2 separate regions of the Mus musculus genome follow, and region 2 is linked to region 1. The links are chromatin loops, found by intact Hi-C in ENCODE. Cell type or tissue: gastrocnemius. All regions are shown on one strand. Each heading gives the region's core, and the rest is flanking DNA. Links, peaks and the distances in the headings are about the cores only.

The links. Hi-C counts contacts between places; a loop is a spot of excess contacts. Peaks named below come from ENCODE experiments on the same cell type or tissue, not always from the same donor. Only the 100,000 strongest peaks of a DNase experiment are listed, where the experiment ranks them.
Region 2: it touches region 1 in a loop (4-fold over the local background); 32 of 42 quality-filtered maps call a loop at or near these places.

What each region holds. Positions count from the first base shown.
Region 1 is chr4:53,734,264-53,746,520 of GRCm38, reverse strand. It overlaps Fktn (fukutin), which reads right to left. Exons shown (of 10, transcript NM_139309.5): 5 at 11,394-11,671; 6 at 8,862-8,994; 7 at 1,773-1,902. Among named protein-coding and RNA genes, the nearest start is that of Fktn, 26 kb to the right of the region's middle. In gastrocnemius, for the core only: a CTCF peak has its summit at 7,063 (motif pointing left); a DNase peak (open chromatin) is centred at 7,110; H3K27ac peaks cover 617 bases.
Region 2 is chr4:53,839,747-53,852,003 of GRCm38, reverse strand. It overlaps Tmem38b (transmembrane protein 38B), which reads right to left. Exons shown (of 6, transcript NM_028053.2): 2 at 11,221-11,377; 3 at 2,954-3,138; 4 at 1,443-1,530. Among named protein-coding and RNA genes, the nearest start is that of Tmem38b, 20 kb to the right of the region's middle. In gastrocnemius, for the core only: CTCF peaks have their summits at 5,275 (motif pointing right) and 6,515 (motif pointing right); a DNase peak (open chromatin) is centred at 6,526; H3K27ac peaks cover 1,125 bases.

The DNA of each region.
Region 1 (12,257 bases), core at 5,985-8,484:
GTGCTAAGAATATTTAGTTCTCTTAATGGACTTTCCTGAGTCCATAACTTATAGCACTTATCAATTCCAAACAGCTCATAAGCAATGGTCACTTAAAAAGATCTGATTAAGGTCTGATGTCCAGCAAAGCTATTTCCCAGTGATTCCTGTGCATCTCCTTGTTTAGATGCCTCAGAATGTTGATTCTAAGAAAGCTTACTCCCTAACATTACTAATAGCTCCTGAGTCTTCCCTATTACCTTCTAATGTTTCTATTCAAATGGCTTTGAAGTATGGAAATGTCTGATAGGCACCCTGATAGGCATTGCTACTGGGTAATATTATTTGTTGAATTATAACAAAATTAACCCCACCCACCCACAAAACCGCCCACCAAAATGTAAAATCGAAGGCTCCTTAAATACTATAAATATCATTTAATACACAGTACCATCAAATACAATTCTCTTATTTTATAAATGAAATAAACTCGAGGCTAAAAACTCGAATCATGACAAATGACTAAGAATTTTTAATTACTGACTATAAAACAACCTTGCTTCTCTAAAAAGTTAAACTCTAAAGCAAATATCATATATACAAGAGATTACCACTGTGATCTTTTATGTTTTTATTATTTTGTTTCTAATTTAGGGTCTCATGTATCCCAGACTGGCTTTGAACTTGCTATGTAGCTATGGCCTTGAACTTCTGAGCCTTCTGCCTCTACCTCCTGTGCTGGGTTACAGGTGTGTGCCACACCCAGTCTAAGTGTGTAATCTTTCACATAACCTACTCTGTAGGAGAGCCACGAATCCTAGGTTACAACCTGCCGTACAATTATTTAAGGCATTTCCTTTCAGTCTCTAAGTGTCCTGAATTGGACATCAAATTCTATGGTGTCATTTTTAAAAGATGAATTAACCTTTGTACAAATATAGTCACAATCAAAACATAGATATCACCTACAGTAATAATTGCGAAGGAACAGATAAAAAGAACAACCTTAAGGATCTACATAATTCTAAATTCCAAGAAGCTGACCTAATGAATGTGTATCTGGAAACCTTCTCCAGAGTTTAATAGCTGCTGCGTAAGACTACAAAAGTATCTTTCCCCATCTCAAGTGAGTGGTGATGCCAAACCAGTGATGCCCTCAGTGACCTAGAAATGCTAATGGATGACCTCAGAGCATGCCTTCAATCTTCCTCTCACTAGAAATGTCTCCTGCAATGTAAACGTTTCTGTTGTTATTTTAATGTAAAGCAATAATAATATTTGAGAAAACAAAGGTGTTCAGGATAACAAAGGTAATTTAAGAATCACCTGAAAACCAACCATAATATACATGTCTGATGTAAATTTGTACACATTATAACTTGTAGTAAATACAAGTGACCTTAGAGTCTATTTTATAGGGCTGGAGAGATGGCTGAGAGGTTAAGTACATTGGCTGCTCTTCCAGAAGTTCAGAGTTCAATTCCCAGCACTTGCATGATGGTCCACAATCATCTATAATGTGACCTGATGCCCTGTTCTGGTGTGAAGGTGTACATGCAAATAGAGCACTAGTAAACATAAAATAAATAAATAAATAAATAAATCTTTTTAAAGAAGGTTCTATTTTATATTTTATCAATTACTTTTTTAAAGCAGTCAATGCATCTTTGCTTTGTACACTAATGCTTATTCTGATTATAAATAGTACACTGTCAATATTACTGATGCCTGATTACCACAAGCATTTACTCCTAAAGCCAGAGACAGAGAGAGAAAAAGTAAAGCATTTTTACCTAGACAAGTCCCACTGCTCAGCCAGAAGGGCACTCCCAGGTCCTTCAGCGTCTTGGCTGCTAGTTGCAGTAACTCCTTTGCCCTCTTTCGAAAGACCATAGCATCCACAGTATTATCATCAATGTACTGCTGCAGGGTTAACAAACAGTTATCTATTATAACAATCCCTAAACTTCTAGAAACACTAATACGATATTTGAATCAAATTGAGAAATTAACAGTGCATCGTTTTTCCATTGTAAAAAAATCCAAATTTAGGGGGCCTGGGTTGGCTCAGTGGGTAATGTGTTGCCATGGGAGCATGAGGGCCTGAACCTGGATTTTAAACACCCAGATAGAAGCTGGGAGTGTTGGTGTGTGTGCCTGCAACACCCATGCTGTGCAGGTAGGGACAGACAGACAGATCCCTGGAGCTCACTGGCCAACCAGTCTCCAGCAGCTCCAAGTTTAGTGAGAGACCTATCTAAAACCTAAGGTGAAGGAGTGTGTCTGCTGCTAACTTGTCCAAGCTCTGGTGGATGGCCCATGTCAAAGTGCATGTACAAGTACTAAGTGGATTCTGTGGATTATAAACATGAAGGAAATGAAGGCAGAAGGGGGTGCATTGGGCAGGAGTGCAGGAGACTTGGGAGTGGACAGAAACAAGATGTAGTAGAGGAAGACACCAAGTGTTAGCCTCTGGCCTCACAGATACAAGTGCACAACTGTGCCCATACATCTATATACACAGGCACAAACTCATAGACCCAACACGCCCAGAAATCAGAGTTTCCTAGTCACACATTAAAACAATTAGGATAGATTCTAGAAGAACCACTTTAGAAGGAAAGAATGGAAGGAACTAGTATTCCCCAATGATGAGACTTCAACTGTTATCACTTTTCTCTGCACATCAGAATTTAGCAGGCTGGGCAGCTGGGGGAAAAGAAGAGCTAATTACACAGCTAGAAGCATTAAACAAAATAGATTACATGATGTTTCCATTGTACAGTCATTTACTTCTCTTTAGACACTGGGTAGTCAAGCAGGGAAGGACACTTTCTGAATCAGATAACCTGTGTTTGGCTCTAGGTCCATCTCCTTTCACAAGAGTGTAAGCTTGATGAAGAAAAGACATCAAATACCCATGTCTACACCAGTATCTCCACGTCTCATGAATGAACAAGAGAACGGAGGAAGCAAATTTCATTGCCACTACTGACTTCATTTATTTATAACTTAAAGACAGTAACTGTGCTTTGCAGAACCACTCTACAGGTCTAAGTGAAAGCCTTCTGTAAAATACACAGTTTTGTATAATATCATCTTTACTTAGTCATGTTGCTTGTTTGGATTTACTGCATTTTATCCTGTAACTGAAGAAAACAGGATGAATTCTTCAGTGATAGCTCACTATGGAACAAAATGTAAGCTATTTGGCCTAGAAGAGCAAGGACACAGGTCCCTCCTGCCTTCTGCTCTGCCTTCATCACTAGCCTCTTTTTACATGTCCTGTTATAGCAATAAAATGCAACTTCTCAGCCCGGCAGTGGTGGCCCATGCTTTTAAAGGACGATCTCTCTGAGTTTGAGGCCAGCCTGGTCTACAGAGCAAGTGAGGTCCAGAACAGCCAGGGCTACACAGAGAAACCCTATCTCAAAAAAAAAAAAACAAAAACAAAATCAAGTAACCACCCAAACAAAAGCAATATGGCACAGCCTTTCTAGCCTATGTGACCTTATATGCTGTTTTCTTTTTTAGTGTGCCTCTGACTCTGAATACAATGAAAATCATGTTTTCGATCCAGTCTCTGAGAAATAACCCAGTTTTCCTAAAAGACAGGTGAGTTTATTTTCCCAGTGTTCCCACTGATCATGTACTAATACACAAAGCCAAATACATCAGTCAGCTCCTCCATTAACCTACAACAGTCACCACTCACACATACTTTTAAATTCTTTAAAAAATTAATATTTTTTATGTCTGTGTACTATGTACATGCCTGGTATCCATGGAGATAGAAGAGAACATGAAATCTCTTGAGGTTATAGATGGTTGTGAACCGCCACGTGGGTGCTGGGCATCAAACTTTGGTCCTCTGGAGGAGAACCAGCGCTTTTAACCACTGAGCTGTCTCTCTGGCCCCGCATGTTCATTCTTACTTTAGTTGTTACTGTTGGTTTTGTCTCAGTCTCCTCAGTGAGGCTGTACACACGAGAGCAGGCACCGCACTTCTCCCCACGGAATCTATAACGCTGGAATGTCGTGTGCTCCTGAGGAGGTGAGCAGCAAATACTGTAGGGAGACTAAAGGAGGAAGTAACTACTTCTGACAATGTCCTAAAGTAACTGGGTTCCTTTACAAGAATGCAGGAGAGATACAGTTTACAGAGATGTCACTGGGACAATAAGGAATGGAACCACTAAATGGCTCTCTTCAGGAACAAAGTGTCTTATGAAGGAGCGCTCCTTGCAGGTAAATTGTTCTTATGGATTAAGCAAACTATAAAGAATCTCCTGAAATAAAATATCCCTTTCCTGAGCCACTGCTTTTTTTAGAGCACACGACTGGATTGGGAGATATATGTTCCTATGCTTGTTATAAGGAATGCCTAGAGCTAAAGTTTACAGACCCAGCTGCCATGTAGACTACATGCTAAGCCAATATGACAGTGTTAAGTGATATCTTGAGGCTACAATTTTCCTTTCTGTTAAAAAATTCTTGCCTTATGAGAAACCTTTCTTCAAGCTGTTGATCAGAGGAGTCCAAGAAACTCCCAAACGATATAAGCCATTGTCCTTGGTTGCCTTTCAGAACATGAAGGGAAGGCACTAGCTGAAGACACTACACACTTTATTCACGGGACTCAGAGGAATCTAGCTAAAAATGACCTGGAAGCCTTATTCCTGAGGACTGCCTCTCATAGCATCTGAAGGTGCTCATGCAAACTGCAAAGGAGAAAAGCAGTAACAGCCTTACTCAACTACAAACCCTACACCACATCAATGAGCCGCATGGCGAGATGCCACCAAGGATTCCACAGTGGCACTTACATCTTGGGAGTAACCAACAGCCACCTAATTGGACTTAAGGCTTGCTCAGTAGGAAGGATCTCGTGCCTGGTTTTGTAAACCCGGCCAGGGGAGGAAAGAGGTCATGGAGCCTAGAGGAGAACCTACTACTGCCCCTTTCCTAAGCCAGTGTAATTCTACTGAATTCTGAATACGAGTATTTGCCTTGCAGCCACAGTAAGCATAGCTCTCACCCCTCATCAATGAAGCTTCTTTCTACGTCACATGGAGACCACCATAGAGAGTCACAGTTAGCCACAATGCAGAGAACTGAACGTGGGGTGCCTAGCTCAGCCAATACATGTACAACCCAATCCCTGTTCTATGGAAGAGGGGCAGGACTCAGAGTGAAAAGATCACACTGTCAGACAGCATCCTCTATAGAGGACACGACATGAACCCCCAAACTTTAACAATATGGTCACCTCAACAGGACTACAGGTACAATGAGTACCACTGACATTACAGTGTGGATGGGAGAAATCTCATAAGGCCCTAATCCCTAGATGAAGAGCTATAGGCAGTGAATGGCTGCTAACAGATGGACAAACAGTTTTCTCCAGTCCCCTGATAGGTTATCCAATGTTGTTTAGCTAGCTCTTATAACTTAATCAGGGTGGAAATAATGATTTGAATTTACAGATTTCATCAAATAGACACAGAAATAAATATATACAGACATATGCACAATGTTTCTATTAAGTGAGACAGCTGTGTACAGCAAAACCCAAAGAGCAATGGGCATACTACCTACTCCCCAGATGTCGGCTTCTACAAGGACTCAGGAGAAATGGCTGACCCCAGAGCTGGGATAGGAAAATCACAGGATGAGCCTAGAATATCTGTATTTTACTAAAATGGAAGAAAGAATGAGATAAGCCAGAAGATACAAAAGCTATCCGGAAGAGTTTTTAACTGGCCAAATGTGGACCAATCTGAAGATTAAAATAACTCATTAAACAGGAAACCATGAGTCTCTTATCTTAACAATAAATTTGATAAGAAATATAATATTTTAATAGTTACAAAGTAGCTTGCAAACAAATGCTTCTGATTACAAAGGGAAAAATGCAATAGCACAAAAGTGAAGGCAGCAGGTAAGAGGCAGGATGCAACCCCAGCAGTGTTCTGTGGCCTTCCTCTGAACATTCCCGCCAGAGGGAGAAGGGAGGCCACAGGACTCGAGAAGTCATGAGAACTAAAGGTCTCAGGAGATCCCCAAGGCCTTGCCCCTAGGCAGTCATAGTAGGTGCTGAGACTGATGATGCCCCCTGGTGCTGTGTGGAACTTCAGGGTACACAGCTTTTCTAAGTGTTCCTCACACAGAGGTGAGCTTCGTGGTGATGCAGCTGACAGAGACATCAGACTCCTGGAACTTCTCACCCATGGTCTCGGAAGTAACCTTAACAAACTCAGGGGTTCACCACGCTAGACTCGGGTGGAATCGGTTTTCAGTGTGCTGTTAGTGTCCTATCTGGGGTGAACACTAATTGTTCACGCTTCCTCAGGAAAAGCCAGGCGAGAAGCAGTAACAGGGGGTCAGGTAGCACCTTCTGGGACATAATGAGAAGAGCAAGCATAGCAGCACTGCCATGCTCTTTATGAGGAAAACCAGAGGGACAGTCTACAAAATAATATAACCTCCAAAATTATCAAAGCTATGAGAGTAGTTACCCAAACTGGTAGAGAACCCAGCACAGACTACAAGAAATTAAAGAAACAGGAAATCAGTATAGCATGTGATTGTAAACAGAATCCTTTCAATACAAACCTATTATGAGGACAACCAGCAAGATGTGAATGTGGACTTTCGTTGTTGTCTTTAAATTGGTCTTGCCATATGCCTTGGCTTGCCTGGAACTTTTGGCAATCCTCCGGCCCTGGCTTTCCAAACATGAAGATTACAGGCATGTGCCATCATACGCAGCTTAGATTGAGATTAAAAGCAATTTATGTTAATTCTTGATTTTCATGTTCAGACATAGGAAATAGTCTAGTTTTGTTCTGTTGTGTTTTTAGAAAGAACTAAGCTATGTGAGGCTTTGGGATACTGGTTTATAGATTACTCTCAAATGTGCCAGAAAAAAAGAGGCATTATTTCTATTGTACTGGCAACTGTTACATAAGTCAGACACTGCTTTTAAAATATCATTATTAAAACAAACGAGAATGCTAGGGGGTACTCTACTAGGGTTATTGGATTAGTTCATCTCTACAACCATTTAAGACTGTTTGGCGCCATCAAGTGTTCAAATGGGTGTATGCCAACTTTAATTTGAAAGTGTACACTCCTGGTATCTTACTCATGGTTCTAATGTAAGAGGATAAAGTAAGACCATGACCAAGCCCTCTAGTCACTGCACATCACAAGGGCAGCGGTGAAAACAAGTCAGGCATCACTAATGACATGGCTGCAATGACTGTCGTGAATAAACTAAGACGCCTGCTACCAGGAAGCTCCCAAAATTAGGAGGAAGCAAGACACTCACAATTCACCATGGCAACTGCTAGGGCAGAGGTGGGCAATGCCCATAGGGCAGGAAGAAGCACTGAATCCATCCCTCCTACCTCTTATCACTGTGTGGTGGAGGCAGAACTTGCCTGCACAACAGGCCTAACACACATGCTGCTCTCTAGCCTCTACCACGAAGCTCAGTAAATTTGACAGCCTTACAGTAATAAATTCAAAAGACCAGGAAGAGCTAGAAGAACCTCTTGGGCTGTCTTGGGTATCAGCATACAGTATGTGAGAAGCCTTGTATTTGAGTCTTGGACCTGGGGCAGCAATGAAAGAGCTGGCACTTAGTAGCTCCTATGTGCTCTAGCTTGCTCTCCAGTACTGTGATAAACACTACAATCAAAGGGCAACTTGGGGGAGAAAAGGGTGTAGCTCACCAGTCACAGCTCATGCCTGAGGGGAATCGGGGCCAGCACTCAAGTGAAGAACTGGAGAGCTGGCCATGATGGCACAGAGGCAGGCAGATCTCTGTGAGGAGAGGCAGAGAACCCCAGAAAGTGAAGGGCAAGTAGAACTGGGGTACCAAATCCCCACAGTCCAACGGCCTGTTTTCACTGCCTTTCTGGTCTCATATGACTTGTTACAGTTGAACTTTTACGCCCACCAAAATCATTTTTATATCACTACAGTCAGAAACCTACAAAGTTAGAACAGTAGAGGAAAAGCTGAAAATTCAGCCGGTCTTTGTATAGCTCTTTGCCAAACACACACACACACACGCACGCGCACACACACACACACACACACACATACTCAGTGCCAAACTTAGGAAAAAAAAAAAAACCTTTCTAAATTCACATGACCCCTCTTCAGTGGCTATATTCTAAGCCAACTTGGACTTCTTTAAAAAAAAAAAAAGTAACTTTAAAACAGTTAATGAGCTATCATAGCTGTGGAATAAGCCAGTGTTAATCCTATCAGGATCTAATGAAATAAAACAATAAAGTAATAAGTATATGATCATTCTCCATTCAGGGAAGAAAAAAGTTTGCCTGCCTCTGTGTGTGTGTGTGTGTGTGTGTGTGTGTGTGTGTGTTCGCGCGCCCATGCGTGAGGTTCAGGGCTGCTTTTAACTTGAGATCTCTGGCTGAGTGCTGGCTGTGGTTACAAGCCTGCCGTATTAGCCAGCAGAATTCAAGTTTTCTTTTGAGATAGCGTCTGTTGGTCAGGGTTGCCTGTGAACTCACCACATAGTGGAGCGTCACCTTCAACTCTCTGCCACTATCTTCCAAGTGCTGGGATTACAGGCACCTGTTACCATGCCTGGTTCATGTGGAGACGGAGAGCAAACTCAAGCCCTGTGCATGCTAGACAAGTACTCAACCGACTAGACTACATCCCCAGCACTCGGGGAAACAGAGTTTAGTGTTTAACTTTAAATGAGAGGAAAATCAGTGATCGACTTAAGAAGCCATTTGAGCCTAGTCTGCAGAAGCCTCTCCATCTCCTCTTATAAACTAAAATAAGCAAATCCTCTCCTTAGCTTTAGCTTAGAAATGCAGGTTTTGGTTGTTTCTAACCTGGAGGAACGCCCGAGCTTCCTTATACCTGCACTCGATAAATCTGGAGTGAGGTACTTCTTCTAGAAAGCGCCCTGGGTCTTTCGGAATAAGCATATCTAGTCCATCAACAGTAACTTGCTGTAACTCTGGCCTGAAAAACAAAAGTTAAAAAGAAACTTTACTATCAAGATTTAACCCAGAGCACTGCCAGCCTTTTAAGACAGTAAACACCAACAAAGAAGCTAAACATCATGTGAGTTTTCTTCAAATCTTTTGGGCATCAATCAGCAACTTTATTAGGACCTTGAAAATCAGACATCAAGTAGCAACACAGAGTTTGAGTTTTAAGTATTTTCACTTATGTAGCTAAATCTGAGGGGAAGGAGAATCGATTTCCCTCGAGGGATGGAACCCAGGGCCTTGTACATGCTACCACTGAGCTACACCCTAGCACCTTAAATTAAAAGTTTTTTCTTTTTTTGGGGGGTGGGGGGGAACAAGCTCTGCTTAAATAGCTGAAGCTGGCACTGAACTTGCTACCCTCCTGCCTCAGCCTCCCAGGTAACTGGATTACAGGCCTCTGCGTCTACAATAGTTTTTCCAGGTACTCTGGCATTTTAAGCAGAAATGAAAGTTGAATGACATCATTTTCAGTTACTAACTTATTTTAAAGTTACAGTTATAAACAGTTACAGTTACAGTTCTTACAGTTATAAACTCCAAGTGAATCATGGTAACCCAGAAGCCTCGCTGACCGGAGAGACGCCTGCAACCCACCCGCATGAATACTGCTTGGGCACTTTCTACTCCTCTATGTGAAACTATAAAGCACACAGACGGCTTTATCTACAGGCTGGCACATGTCACACTCACAAGTTATTTTTTGGTCGGTGATTTTGAACTAAATTATTAACTAAACTTTGAAGTAAACTTTTACTAGTTGAAGAACTAAATGGCTTACTTAAAAAGCCTGTTTAAAACACAAAATAAGAAAAAATGCATAAATATAAGTAGCCGAAGATGTCAACAAACTGTTTCTGACAACCCGGAATCATTTTGGCCAACGATATTCCTGACTTCTCCAGTTCTGACCACCTTTTCAGCTCTTTCTCGCATGGGTAGTTTTAAACACTAAGATGAAGACAGAATAAATGTGCCTTATAGTTCTATGGCATAACAGTGAGCAGTGTATCTCTGAAAAGTGCCCCAAAAGGACTTTGTTATGAAAATTCTTATAAATGACGAAGTTGAAAGCAAAAGACATTCATTGCTATATTTACATCAAGGTCTAGTATATTAACATATTATAACATCATTATTAATGACTTCCAAAGGGAAAGAAAAGTACTACTCTGGGTTATAAAGTTGACATTTATGGTCTAATTTTACATGAGTCTCATCAGGTACCCATTTCTTGCCAGCAGTATTTTTATCATTTTGGTAGATAGTTAAGGGTATACTACTATACACAGTATTATTTTTATCATTGTGATAGTTAAGGGTATCATATAATACACAGTATTATTTTTAGTTTTATTCCTATAATTTCTTAGTTTTCTGAGGCAATGTCTTGTGATTCCATCTAGGCTGGCCAGATCTTGTTATTTAGCCCAGCCTCACCTGTGGCTGGCAAATCTGCTTCACCTTGAGTGCTAGGATTTACAGTTGCGAGCCACCACCTCAGGCCATATTGGAAATAAAGTAATAATAACACATGCATACACACTCAAGTGTATGTATAAGACATAAAGACGTAAGACCATGAGTTACAACACTTGCGATCTCACCTTCATCACATACACTGAGATTTGCCAGTTACCCTAGAGATCTCTGTGTACCCCACTCAGTAGCTCCCCCTCTACCTCCCTATCCAGGGATACACTCTATCTTGCTTTGGAGTAACTTTTCCTTACTAGTCTCAGTACCATTATTCTATTTTAAATATATCCACTGTACTGGCTAGTTTTGTGTCAACTTGACACAGCTGGAGCTATCACAGAGAAAGGAGCTTCAGTTGAGGAAATGCCTCCATGAGATCCAGCTGTAAGGCATCTTCTCAATTAGTAATCAAGGGGGAAAGGCCCCTTGTGGGTGGGACCATCTCTGGGCTGGTAGTCTTGGGTTCTATAAGAGAGCAGGCTGAGCAAGCCAGGGGAAGCAAGCCAGTAAAGAACATCCCTCCATGGCCTCTGCATCAGCTCCTGCTTCCTGACCTGCTTGAGTTCCAGTCCTGACTTCCTTGGTGATAAACAGCAATGTGGAATTGTAAGCTGAATAAACCCTTTCCTCCCCAAATTGTTTCTTGGTCATGATGTTTGTGCAGGAATAGAAACCCTGACTAAGACATCCACGAACACAGTATACCTCTATCCTGTCAGTCTTTTTTGCCTTGAGACACTCACCACTGTGGGACCCATCCACACTACTGCAGAATCACAGTGGATTTCCCTGAGTTATAATACTTCAATGTGTGTATCTATACATACATGTATATATAAATATAAACATATCATATTATTGACTTATTACTGTTTATTGTTATAGATTTACCTGTCAAAGGCTCCAGGATAACGACCAAACTGTAACTTTCGAAAAGGAACAAACTTCCTATCCATGTGTCCTTTGAGTCGTAGGTGACCATGCCAGAGGTAGTTGCCACTCCTCTCATGAAAGACTACCAAGTGGATGGCATGAGTGGTCAGCTTACAGACGTAGTGCAGAGGGATTTCAGTCCCAGAAAGTGAGTCTATTCCATCTAGCCGAGGATCCTTGCTTTCAGTCTTTAGGCATTGAAACCCCATATTCTCAGCTATCCGAAACCAGCCATCCTAGCATAAGACAAGGATCAAGCATGATTATTTAAAACCAAATATTAGTGACAAGATGAAAGCAGCTGTTATACCATTAATTAGGCCATGTTTTTATCCTTGCCTTTTTGCTAGAACATTTTTAATGAGAGTAGTGAACAGAAGGTAGCACGGAAAGACTAAAGTAGCAAAAGAAAGCTGTGGAGAATGGAGACTGTCCCTAAGGACTCTAAAAATTAATGCAAACTTCTCCCCATGGGATGAGAATGCTCATTTAGCGTTCTCTCACTGATGTCCATGAAGTGGATGTTAGGAGCAGGAACAGAAAAGCAAACTTGCAATTGTTATCTCCTATGGCTTTAAAAATGCTTTAACAGAACCCGCACCACAACGCAAACATCAGGAAACCCAGCCCAGCAAACTGTAAGACAATGGATGCTTTTCAAAACCATTAAGATTTAAATCTTATTAAGATTATCCTATATGTAGATTTTAGTAGATGATTAAATATTATTAAGAGTATCTGCTGACCCAGTGGATATATATCCATCACAACTCAAGCATTTATGGCTCAGGGAACATTGCAGGGTGGGGTCTGAAAAATTGT
Region 2 (12,257 bases), core at 5,181-7,680, 110 kb before region 1:
ATTGGCACAAGCATGCACTAGGACACACCTGTGAACATGCTTACACACATATATACATACATACATATGACCTCTGCCCAATGGAATATGATTTATTTTGATGTTATTTTGTTACTCTCATTGTTTCGTTCCTATGCTAAAGTAGCTCCTTAAGGAAATGGTTTTGACATACACACTGCCCATTTTGGATTATGTTTTCTTAAAGACTGACTCTAAAAAATAAGCAGTTTGTAGATAACTGGGAAAGGGCACTGGAGAAGGACTTAAAGGAGATTTAAATCAGAGTTAGACCTGTTATGAAGACTGAGATGAACTGGAAAATTCTATCGCTGCTTCCTATGAAACAGGAAGTCAGAGTCTCCTTCCAAATCACAATGGTGGAACAGACTGTAGCAGTAGCAGATGCTCCTCTTCCAAAAAGGGAAAGGAGAGAGCCCTGGCACCAAGACGGTTCAAACTCCAGCACATCAGTTCCATGGGGATCCTGGGCTTCAGGCTCTATGCTTTAACTGTGTACACCATGGCCCTGGCCTCTGCACTTCAACTCCAGCCTGTGCCCCTGGACCATCACACTCCCCATCCTTCCTCAAAACCAGTCCTGCTTATCTTGGTCGCTTCCTAGCTCTAGGACTCATCCCCTACTCATGGCCACACATCGTATATGCTAAAAGCTAGGATCCACACATAAGACATGTCCACATCATTGTCTGATAGGGTTTGTTGGTGGTGGTGTTATGTGTATGGGTGTTTTGCATGCATGTGTATATACTGCATACCACATATGGCTGGTGTGACAGAGGTCAGAAGAGAACATCAGATCCAGTGGTGCTGGAGTTGCAGAGTTATGAGGCGTCGTGTGGGGTCCTCTGTAAGTGTAGCACTGAGCCTTCCCTTCAGCTTCCAAGCTGGGTTGTTTTTTCATTAATTTATTTGCTCACTTTATATCCCAATCGCAGCCCCCACCTTTCCTTCCAGCTCCTCCCCACACAGCACCTGCCTCCCCTTCTCCCTACTCTGTCTTCTGTGACGAGGAAGACATCCACGCCCCATATCACACCACTCTGGCACATAAGTCACTACAGAACTATGTACATCCTTTCCCACTGAGGCCAGACAAGGCAGCCCAGGTAGGGGAATAGTAGCCCCCGCTCCAGTTGTTGGGGGACCCACATGAAGACCAAGCTGTTCTTCTGATACATATTGGGGGGGGGTAGGTCCAGTCCATGCCAAGCTGTTCTTATAAAGAAGAGGAATCCAAAGAAAACTGATGTTTCCTTTGAGAGTTCATCTGAATTAATGAATTTGCTGGTTTTCTTCCCAATGTGACTGTTATTTGTTCCTTGGGTATGTCTCAGTCATATACATAGTTTCAAGCATTTTAAAGCAACTAGATGGCATCTAAGGCTGAAAGTCCACATCTCAGTATAATACAGACCACTTACAAGGACATCTTCAGCCATTCATCACCTTCTGGTTTCCAGTCTCCTTTTAACAACTGTTCACAAGCTGTGACGACAGCACCACCTGCACCTAAAGACAAAATAAAAAAGAAACAAGGAATTTATGGTAGGAGAAGTCAGAATTTCCCCTCCTAGTCCAAAATTCAAGATTACCAAAACAAAATTCTCAAGGGGAAGAAAAAAATGTGTCTTCTTACACTGAGATCTGAGATGAGTGCATTTCCCTCCTCAGAATGTCAATGTCTGCCTTACTGTGACCTAAGGTTAAAGCTGGGCTCTCAAGCAGAGACATGTATATGTAGAATTGTTTTAGGAAAAACAAGATCCTCTCTTTACATTTCTTTCCTTGATATGGCTAATTTTAGGTGTAGTACACCATAGCAAAGGTTACAGAAACTTGTCAACTCCTACATATAAAACAGCAGGATTAGTGACATTGTTAGAAGCACTTCCCTAACATATATCAGTCCTCAACAATGCATAAACCAGGCATGGCAGCACTTGCCTGTGATCTCAGCACTCAGGAGGTAGAGGCAGGATGTTCAGAAGGTCAAGGTCATCCTCAACTACACAGTTAACAGGGGCCCAGCCTAAACTACTTGAAATACGGACAAAGAAAAAGGAGAGAAAAGGGAAGGGGAGGGGAGGGGAGGGGAGGGGGAGGGGGAGGGGAGGGGAGGGGGAAGGGAGGGGGGAGGGGAGGGGAGGTGGGGAGGGGAGGGAGAGAGAAAAAGAGAGAGAGAGAGATGGGAGGGAGGGAGGCTATAGAATAAACAGAAAGCGATTCGACCAATGTGATTATGAATATCTGCTATTTGCAACAACTGACAAGAAAGGAAAGAATATAAAGCAATTTGTTTTCATTTTTAGACAGGGTCTTTCTATTCTAGAATTCTCTGTGTAGCTCAAGTTGGCTTCAAACTTGTGATCCTCCTGCCTCAGTCTTCCAAGTATTCAGATTATAGGTATGCCTCACCCCGCCCAGCCTCAGCCATTTTTTTAAATTTACATTAGACAAAGTTTCATATAAAACATATTTCATATATGGTAAAATAATTACTTATGATTCTATCTGGTTCTGAAACAACAAAAGAAATTACTCATAAGAAACTTTACAAGGCCACCAGGCTCAAAATAATGGCTGGAGTGATAGCTCAGAGGTTAAGAGCACTGGCTGTTCTTATAGAGATCCTGAGTTCAATTCCCAGCAACCACATGATGGCTCATAACTATTTATAATGAGATCTGGTGCCCTCTTCTTCCACAAAAGCATACAGGCAGAACACTGTATATATGCTAAATAAGATCTTAAAAGAATAATGGCTGATCACCAATACTGATGTAAGTAACTTTTACATTAACTTTACGAGTTAAAAAACTAGACAAGGCTCCCACTTTCCAAAAAGATTTTTACAGTATGTCATCCCCATCCCTGTAAGCAAAGAAGTATTCATGGGCTACAGTACATCAGGAACACAATTTGTCAATCTCACCTCGGGCCCATCCAACAACTATCATGACTATCCAGGCATTTCTGTAATAGCTATTAGCATCCGAGACTCCGCCTACTATTTTCCACGTCCGGGTCACTTCCTTCATTCCCGCAGCCAGGAACTGAATAGGTTGATATGAATAACCCTGGGAAACTAGGTCACGAGGGCAAAAGAATACAATATACCTGAAATTAAAATTTAAATATTTCAATATGTAAATAATATCAGAGGAATAGAAGTGAAAATCTAATTCACCACCACTAAGAACATGGCGTAACACAACCAAAGCAATCATCCGTAAAAACCTGGAAAAAGCAGACTGGATACTAAATTGCTTTTTACGTTACACAATATATATATAAGTCTGTAGCATGAGGAGGAGAAGCCACGTACTTTGCAATGCTCTATACAATTTTTTCATTCATCCATACACTATGAGAAGAAAATTAGGTACATAATTAATTAAGAGAAAGAAGCAAGTGCCTTACCAGTTCCAGCAGGTATGGACTATGCGCATACGATGTCTTTGTTCTTAGGGAAAAGGAGTTAGACAAACCAGCCTTTGGGCAAAAAAGCAAGGGCAGCATTTCTACTCCTACCACTATCTTGACCTGTGTCCCTTAGCTTAGAGTGTAAGTTAGAAATCTATACAAAGACAGAGAGAACTCCCAAGGAAATAGGCTGATGTTGTGGAGAATGTATGTTCATGCATCTGAAAGAATATTGAGCTCAATCTTTAATTTGATTGAAGAAGCTTAGTTATAGCCAGTGAAGTTGTTGCTAATTTAACAGTAATACAGCTGTTCTCTGGTGATCCAGAGTTTTAAACTTTGTTCTTCAGCATCTCCTCAAATACTACCAACATTATTTACTAGAAAATACAGGTTTTCCCCTCCATTCCTAATAGACAGTTTGGTATGTAGAGCACAATACATCTTCTAATGGAGTGATACAGAAAACAGGGCACAGAAAAAAATGTTTGGGCCGGGCGTGGTGGCGCACGCCTTTAATCCCAGCACTTGGGAGGCAGAGGCAGGAGGATTTCTGAGTTTGAGGCCAGCCTGGTCTACAGAGTGAGTTCCAGAACATCCAGGGCTACACAGAGAAACCCTGTCTCGAAAAAAAAAAAAAATGAAAAAAATGCCTGGTTTTTTTTTTTTAATCAAGTGTTAATTTTATTCTAATTCATGAGTCATAAACACAAAAACCTCACATGCATTCACCAAATATAAAATATTTGCCAACACTGCTCCCGAGACCAAATATGGAAGCAAAGGTCAGCCGCTACATTCTTCTTACTCAAGGTCCCACTCACTGCACCACAGTCCACAGAATGTCTGTTTCATTTCATCTCAACACAAGACAGGCGGTGGCTCTGTACAGCTGAAGCAGTTGCTTCTTACACCTCAAAGTGGCTCTCATACACTGCTCCTTACTACATAAAGTAAAGGCTACAGTGCTCATCATTGGATTCCACTGGTTGCTGGATGGCAGGAATCAACTTATCAATCTTATCAACTGTTCTCGAACCAAAAACTCAGCACAGTGAAAAATAGCTCTAAGCTGAATTCAATCTGGAGGCAAAATACAAAACATATCAAAGAATCAATTAATTACAGAGTAAGGAATGAAATATCTGGAGACAATTTTAAGTAAACTGAAGTAAGATGGTTTAAATTTTTTTTACATTGACATATGATATTTTGAAAGTTTTAAATGTAGAAATGATTTCTAGGAAGTTGGACAATGGAGAAAAAAATCATATACACTTAAATAATGAATTGTCTATATATTCTTAATAAAATGAGACAATACTTTGGTATCTCTTATAGATTAGATAAAGAACAGATGCTATAGTTTTCCTTCAGTAGTAACTCACATTAAAAATGGCATGCTCAAAAGAACAAAACCAGTATTACAACAGCTCCATTTGCCTTCCCTAATTCCATCTGTAACATGTGCTCAAACTTATTACACAACAGCAGCTTTTACATTCAACTATGCCATATAACAACACACCATCTATAAGTTATAATTGTTGCTTTTTTAATAAGATATTTGTTTTTTTTTCTTTTGGTTTTTCTTTTCTTTTTTTAAGATTTACTTGTTTATTTTATGCATGTGAGTACACTGTAGCTGTACAGATGGTTGTGAGCCTTCATGTGGTTGTTGGGAATTGAATTTTTAGGGCCTCTGTTTGCTCCGGTCAACCCCACTTGCTCCAGTCAACCCCCGCTCACTCAGGTCAACTCTGCTCACTCAGGCCCAAAGATTTATTTATTATTATACATAAGTACATTGTAGTTGTCTTCTGACACACCAGAAGAGGGCGTCAGATCTCATTATGGGTGGTTGTGGGCCACCATATGGTTGCTGGGATTTGAACTCATGACCTTCATAAGAGCAGTCAGTGTTCTTACCCACTGAGCTATCTCACCAGCCCTCTCCTTTTGGTTTTTTCAAGACAGGTTTCTTTTGTAGTCCTGGCTATCCTGAATCAGCTCTATAGACCAGGCTAGCCTCAAATTTACAGAGATCTACCTGCCTCTACCTCCTGGGTGCTGGGATTAAAAGCACATGCCACCATTGCCCTGCATCAGATATTTCTAAAGTACACATAAAACCTTACATATTAGTGAAACCTCTGTGCCCACCTGAGTTGCCATGGAGCAAAAGGAACAACTCTGTCATGTCCAACAGACTTATGAATGAGCGTGAAAGACAAATGACTGCAGACAAAATCACTCTTGTTCTACAATATAAGTTAGCTATATAATGTTCCGCTGATGAATTACTGGGAAATGTCATTAATTAAACAGCACATCTCTTCTGTAAAGATTGTAATTTCACCTTAAGTTTGTAATATCCAAAAAACCTTTACCTTGTAAGTACCTAAAACATACACATAGATACATATACATATGTATACATACAGGAAAGGAAAAAGAAATGGAATGAGAAGATAATAATGGATTTCTCAGATACTTTTAAGTTCTGTGGGTCAGATTAATAAAAAGAGAAAAATGACAAAGGGTAGAAATTAGTGTAAAATAGGATACAACCAACATAAACCAGTGTAAACAGGTTTTAAGATGGGAGCTGAATTTAGGTTAAAACCAGGGGTTAAGCAGAAGGCGCTTTGCTGGGCTCATCACTGAGAACACTCCCTCTCTTACCATCAACTCTCCCTGTCTACCTAAGGCAGTATCCTTAGGCCAAAACTGGGCCAAACAGAACACAAACCACACCCATGTTAGTCTACTGCAATAGCCCTGGCCTCTGGTTAGGACACCAAAGAAATTTCATGGATATATCTTGAAAAAGATTATAAAACTGTGACTCTTATATTTCCCTCATTTAAATGTAATCTCCTTAAAGAATGCCTGGAAGTTTAAGGAAAACATTATGAGACATAAAATCATTAGATAGAAAAATTATAAATTATGTACTGCCCGCATAAATAAATGGCTTTTTAAAAAGACAACACAAATGAAAGTATATGGAGTTTTCAGACAACAGCTGTATACAGACAGAAGCAAGCTCTTGTCTGTCTTTACCAGTAGATGGTGCTAACCCCCAGGCATGCTACCGTTCTGAAGCTGACCTCACTTGAATATATAATTCCCCAGATCATTTGACTCTCAAAATCAGAAGCAAAGACTGACATGTTATTCTAAATGTTAAAACTTTTCTAATTAAACAATAAGATACACTGTCTTGACTCTAGCATCATTTCTCATATTGAAGAGACTGTAAGGACAACATTTCTATTTCAGAGTTCAAAGCAATTTACTGCTTATGCACCAACTAACAGATGAAATAACCATGGTTTAAATCTGGGCTCTGGATACTCAGGGTCTCCAATTCCTTGGCTAAGTCATTAATTTCTTTGTGCCTTGCGTCACGCTCTGTTAAGGCTAAAGCAGTACTCACCACAGCTTCAAAAACCCAGAATTACAGGGCCCAGATATAACTAGTGACCTGCATCCAGTACAGAGCAAGCAAAATCCGAGTGTGAAGACTAACCAGAGAAGCATGGCACTGTGGCCATGAAACTCTGGCAGCACACACACACCCTGGTTTAAAGATGAGAAAGGTTAAATATAGGCGAGCAAAGAACAGAACAAAATTAATTAACAATGTCAGAATATTCTGATTTTGTAATATCCTTTGTCCAACAAATAACAAAATTCTTTATATCTAGGTAAATTCCAAGTATTACATATATAACAGAGACATGTTAAATAATAATAAATAGGCTTGAATTTGAATTAGAGATAAATATTAGTATGAACTCAAGTCATTTTCTCTTTCTTTACCCTAGCTCATTTCAATAGATGCCTTAGCAGTGTCTCCAATGCTCTGAGTGAACCTTGAAAAAACTATTTCTCCTTAAATGAAACTAAAACTAATTCCAGAAGAAAGGTATAAGAATCTTAAAATACCAAGAGGCATGAAAGCTGAAAAGGCTCCCACTGGCCAAAGATGGAACAGATTCAAATAATGACAAAAAATGCACTCTGTATAATCTCACAAATCATCCTTTAATCTGAGTTCATACACAGGTTTGTTGCTGTTGTTGCTGTTGCTGCTGCTGCTGTTGTTGTTGTTGTTGAACTGACCATCTTTGCAGGATGACCAGCAAACAAATAACCAAGCAACAGCCCTGCCTCTCTCTGAGAAGTACAACAAGCTAAATAAAGATCGGGCAAGTCAGAGTGTTGATAAATGCACGTGTGTGGCGGGAAAGGAAGGAGTATCAGGAGCAGTGGCCATACATCACAGCAAAGAGGACAGAGGGAGGGAGACTCTGTAGGGATGGACAGTAGGTCATGAGAAAGCTCAGGCTGTTGTTCCTGAAAAGACATTATTGCACGCAGGAGTGGCACACTATAACTTATTTTAAGATAATCACTTCATCATTATGTGAAGAATATCTAGGGGGTAATGAATAAAGCAACTAGCCCACCTAGGAAGTTACTGAAAGTCCAGGCCAGAAGTGGGAGGACTAGTACTTAACACTAGAAACAGGAGAGATAGGACGGTAACAGAATCTGGCTATCTTCCTTTTTATATAGTCTCAGCATTTATACAACATTAAAATAATCCAAAATGCTAGTATCTCTGTAAACGACCACTATAGACTGGAAGTCCTTTACAGTGCTTCTGGAGGACGATGCTAGGAGATGAGTCAGTCAGTCTAAGACACAGGGCAGCTGTCATGCGCGGAGGCTCTACAGTCACACTTGTTCTGACTCTAGCCTACTCAGAAATTATGGCAACTGTTCCCTGGTCTCAATTTCCTCGCTGTCAAGTGGAAGTAGTAACAACAGCTGCCTCTTGTGGAGGGTGAACAGAACGCACTGGAAGGCAGGCTGAAGACTGGGGAGGGTAGCGCAGGAGAGAGCAGGGAGCTTGGGAAGGATGGGGAGTCGGCCAAAACTAAGCATGTATGAAAATGCCATAAGGAAACCTGTCACATGTAATCCAATGCTTTTAATTCTTAAAGGGTTGGAGAGGTGGCTCAGCAGGTAAGAATAGTGGCTGCTCTCACAGAATACCTGGCTTCCTTTTTCAACATCATAATTGTGGCTCACAATTATGTGTAATTTCAGTTCCAGGGTATTCAATGTCCTCTTCTGGCTCCTGAGGGACCAGGCACATACATACATTCGTGTTATATATACATACATACATACATATGTACATACAGACATTCAAGCAAAACACCCATACACATAAAACAAAAATAAATAAATCAGCCCGGCGTGGTGGCACACGCCTTTAATCCCAGCACTCGGGAGGCAGAGGCAGGCGGATTTCTGAGTTCAAGGACAGCCTGGTCTACAGTTAGTTCTAGGACAGCCAGGGCTATACAGAGAAACCCTGTCTCGAAAAACCAAAATAAATAAATAAATAAATAAATAAATAAATAAATCTTTAAAAACATAATTATAGTAGCTACTTCACAGGACTCATAGTATGAAAATAAATATAAAGAATTTACCTAATATCTCGTTCAATACATACTAGCTATCGAATGATTAACTCCACTCCACCCACCTTCCACAGCCAAAAAATATAAACTACTAAGAGAAAGAAAGTAGTGATTTTACTGAAAGCAAGCAACACCCTGTGAAATCTTTGAAGACTTTCCTGTGTAAGTCTGGTAGTATAGTCTCTTTCATTCTCATTTGATAGAGTGAGTTATGATTTAGATACCAACTACTTGAGAGAGAAATTTGTAATTGTTGTTAGTAAAAAAAAAAATCCTAATTTAACACCAGATTAGATTAAAAAACAAAACACAGTAAAACTTGGAGGAGGCTTAGCCTGCAGAACAATTCGATGGAGTCAGCCATTCCATACCTGATTGTATAGCTTACACATTTATTGGATGTTTAGAACAGTTATAGATGAATTTAACATTTAGCTACAAATCAGAGAAATGCAACATATAGTTCCATAGTATTTAAGTAATTTTTTTCTCTTAAAGTCACCAGGAAAAGATTTTGTCAGGAAAAAAATTATAATAGCTACTTGTGGTGGTTTGAATATAGTGGCACTATTTGCAGATGTAGCCTTGTTGAAATAGGTGTGGCCTTGTTAGAGGAAGTGTGTTACTGTGGACGTGGGCATGAAGATCTTCATCCTAGCTTCCTGGAAGTTAGTATTCTCCCGTTGTCCTTCAGAACAAGAAACAGAACTCTCAACTCCTCCAGCCCCACATCTGCCTAGACACTGCCAGGCTCCCATCTCGATGATACTGGATCTCTGACCCTATAAGCCAGCCCCAATTAAATGTTGTCCTTTATAAGACTTGCCTTGGTCATGGTGTCTGTTCACAGCAGTAAAACCCTAACTAATAATATACTACTTCACAGGACTCGTGATGTAACATGAAAATGAGTCTTAGCTGGTACATAATTCTAATTCAATAATTACTAGCTATCAAGTGAGTAATTCCACCCACCCTTCCACAGTGATAGGTTTCCTCTACTACTTTACCATTACCACTATTATTTGTAACATCCATACCTGTTTGTAACGACTTAAACATTCACAATTATTATAATAAAATGAATTTTTGGTTATTTTTCTCACTGAGTTGTATGTGCATGATGCGCAAAAGGCTGCATGCTATAGTGAACGTGTGGAAGCCAAGAGGCTTCTCTGGGCGGCCGATTCTCTCCTTCAGCTTTGTGTGAGTTCAAGAACTAGAATGTAGGCTGCCAGGCTTAAACGGCTAGCTCCTTTACCTACTGCGCCCTCTCACCAACCCCAGGAAAAATGAATTCCAAATGTTCCTTATATATTAAATTGATAGTGTTTTTAAATTGAAAGCATAGTTTACTTTAAATAAAACAAAGCATGTTGATTAGAATCAATATATTTTAACTTAATTAATCAATCTTGTTAAGAACCATCTAAATCTGTATGAAGAAGAATCCAAGCCAATTCCTACTATCATTTTCCCAATTCATGTTTAAAGATGTCAGAAGCTTGGGGCTGGAGAGATGGCTCAGAGGTTAAGAGCACTGACTGCTCTTCTGAAGGTCCTGAGTTCAATTCCCAGCAACCACATGGTGGCTCACAACCACCTGTAATGAGATCTGACGCCCTCTTTTGGAGTGTCTGAAGACAGCTACAGTGTACTTACATATAGAATAAATAAATCTAAAAAAAAATGTCAGAAGCCTTTACATAATCCAATAGCCAGATGTGGTGCAAAGCTGTAACCCCAGCACTGGGGAGGCAGAGGCAGGTAGATCTCTATGAGTTGGAAGACAGCCTGATGAACATACTGAGTTTCAGGACAGCTACACAGTGAAACTCTGAACTTATCTGTCTGTCTGTCTGTCTGTCTGTCTGTCTACAAATAAACAAGCAAATGATGAAGCCAACAAAGAAGAAGAGACAAGAAAAGCTTGGACTTTTTGTTTAGTTGTTCACATTTACATTTTTTAGGATGTCATAATTCTATCTAAGTTTATTTCACAAAACAAAATATTTGGGCTAATATTTGATGTTCTCTAATGTTAAAATGTTCCCACAAACACTAAAAACAATTTCCACTGGAAGAAGATAAGAGGAGGAAGGGGAAGAGGCAAACTTTGCACTTAAAGTCTTTGGCACTATTCGGGTTCGTTCATTGCACATGCATTAACTTAAGGACATAAAAAAGGTTAAAGGAAAAAGATCCATTTTACTGCAATCTATTAAACAATTCTTTAAAGATCTCATAGTGCAGCCTAAGGGCAACTTACCAGATTGAAGATGCCAGTAAAATATTAGTGTGGTTTGTAAGAAACTTCAATGGAGACTCTGCAAGCAGCATACAGGATAAAATTCCTCCACCAAAGCAATGGAGCATGGCACTCAGCCAGCTAGCCAGGGGGTTATTCCAGGCCGCCGCCACTGCTCCTGAAAGGACGGAGTAAAACACGCTCTGAGACCACTGCATAGGTGCCAGGAAGCGCTAAGCACCCAATACACTAGAGAAATAAAGCGTTTGTTGATTTATTTCCCGAAAATTATATTCACAAGTGTGCTCATCATGGCCATTTGAATCAGTATTCTCTTTAGTCACGGGTTTTACTGTGTGGGGTGTGGGAGATGGGAGAATGTGGGTGTGGCTGCAGGTATATGCGGTGGGTGTGGCTGCAGGTATATGCGGTGGGTGTGGCTGCAGGTATGCGGTGGGTGTGGCTGCAGGTATGCGGGAGGTATGTTGGGAGGGTATTCTCCAATGCAGGCACATGGAGGTCAGCGGTGATGTCAGGATCTTTCCTTGATCGTGTCTCCACATTCTCTTTTGAAACAGGGACTTGCCTGCACCTAAAGCTTGCTGCCTCAGTTAGACTGACAGAGCAGTGAGCCTCCGAGATCTGCTGGGTTCTGGGCATGTGTTACTTTAATTGGCTTTTATTTGTGTTACAGAGATCCAAAGTCAGCTCTCCGTGCTTGTGCAGCAAGTGCTTTATCCACTGAGTCCTCTAACCCCCAAACAACAGAGTTTTCTTAAAAAACTGTGGGGTTTTTTGAGGTGGGGAAGAAAGTAAGAGCTAGTGTGCATATCTATGTGCTTGAGCAATGGTGCAATTGCCTATGCACGCACATAAGGAAGCAGGGTTTCTTCCTCTACTGCTCTCTTTTCATTTTTTTAGCCAGGACACAATATAACCTTGGCTGGCCTAGAACTCGCTACATAGGCAAGGCTAGTCTCATACTAGAAACTGGAGATCAATCCATCTATCTCGTCCATCCTTCTGAACGCTGGAATGAAAGGTATATATCACTCTGC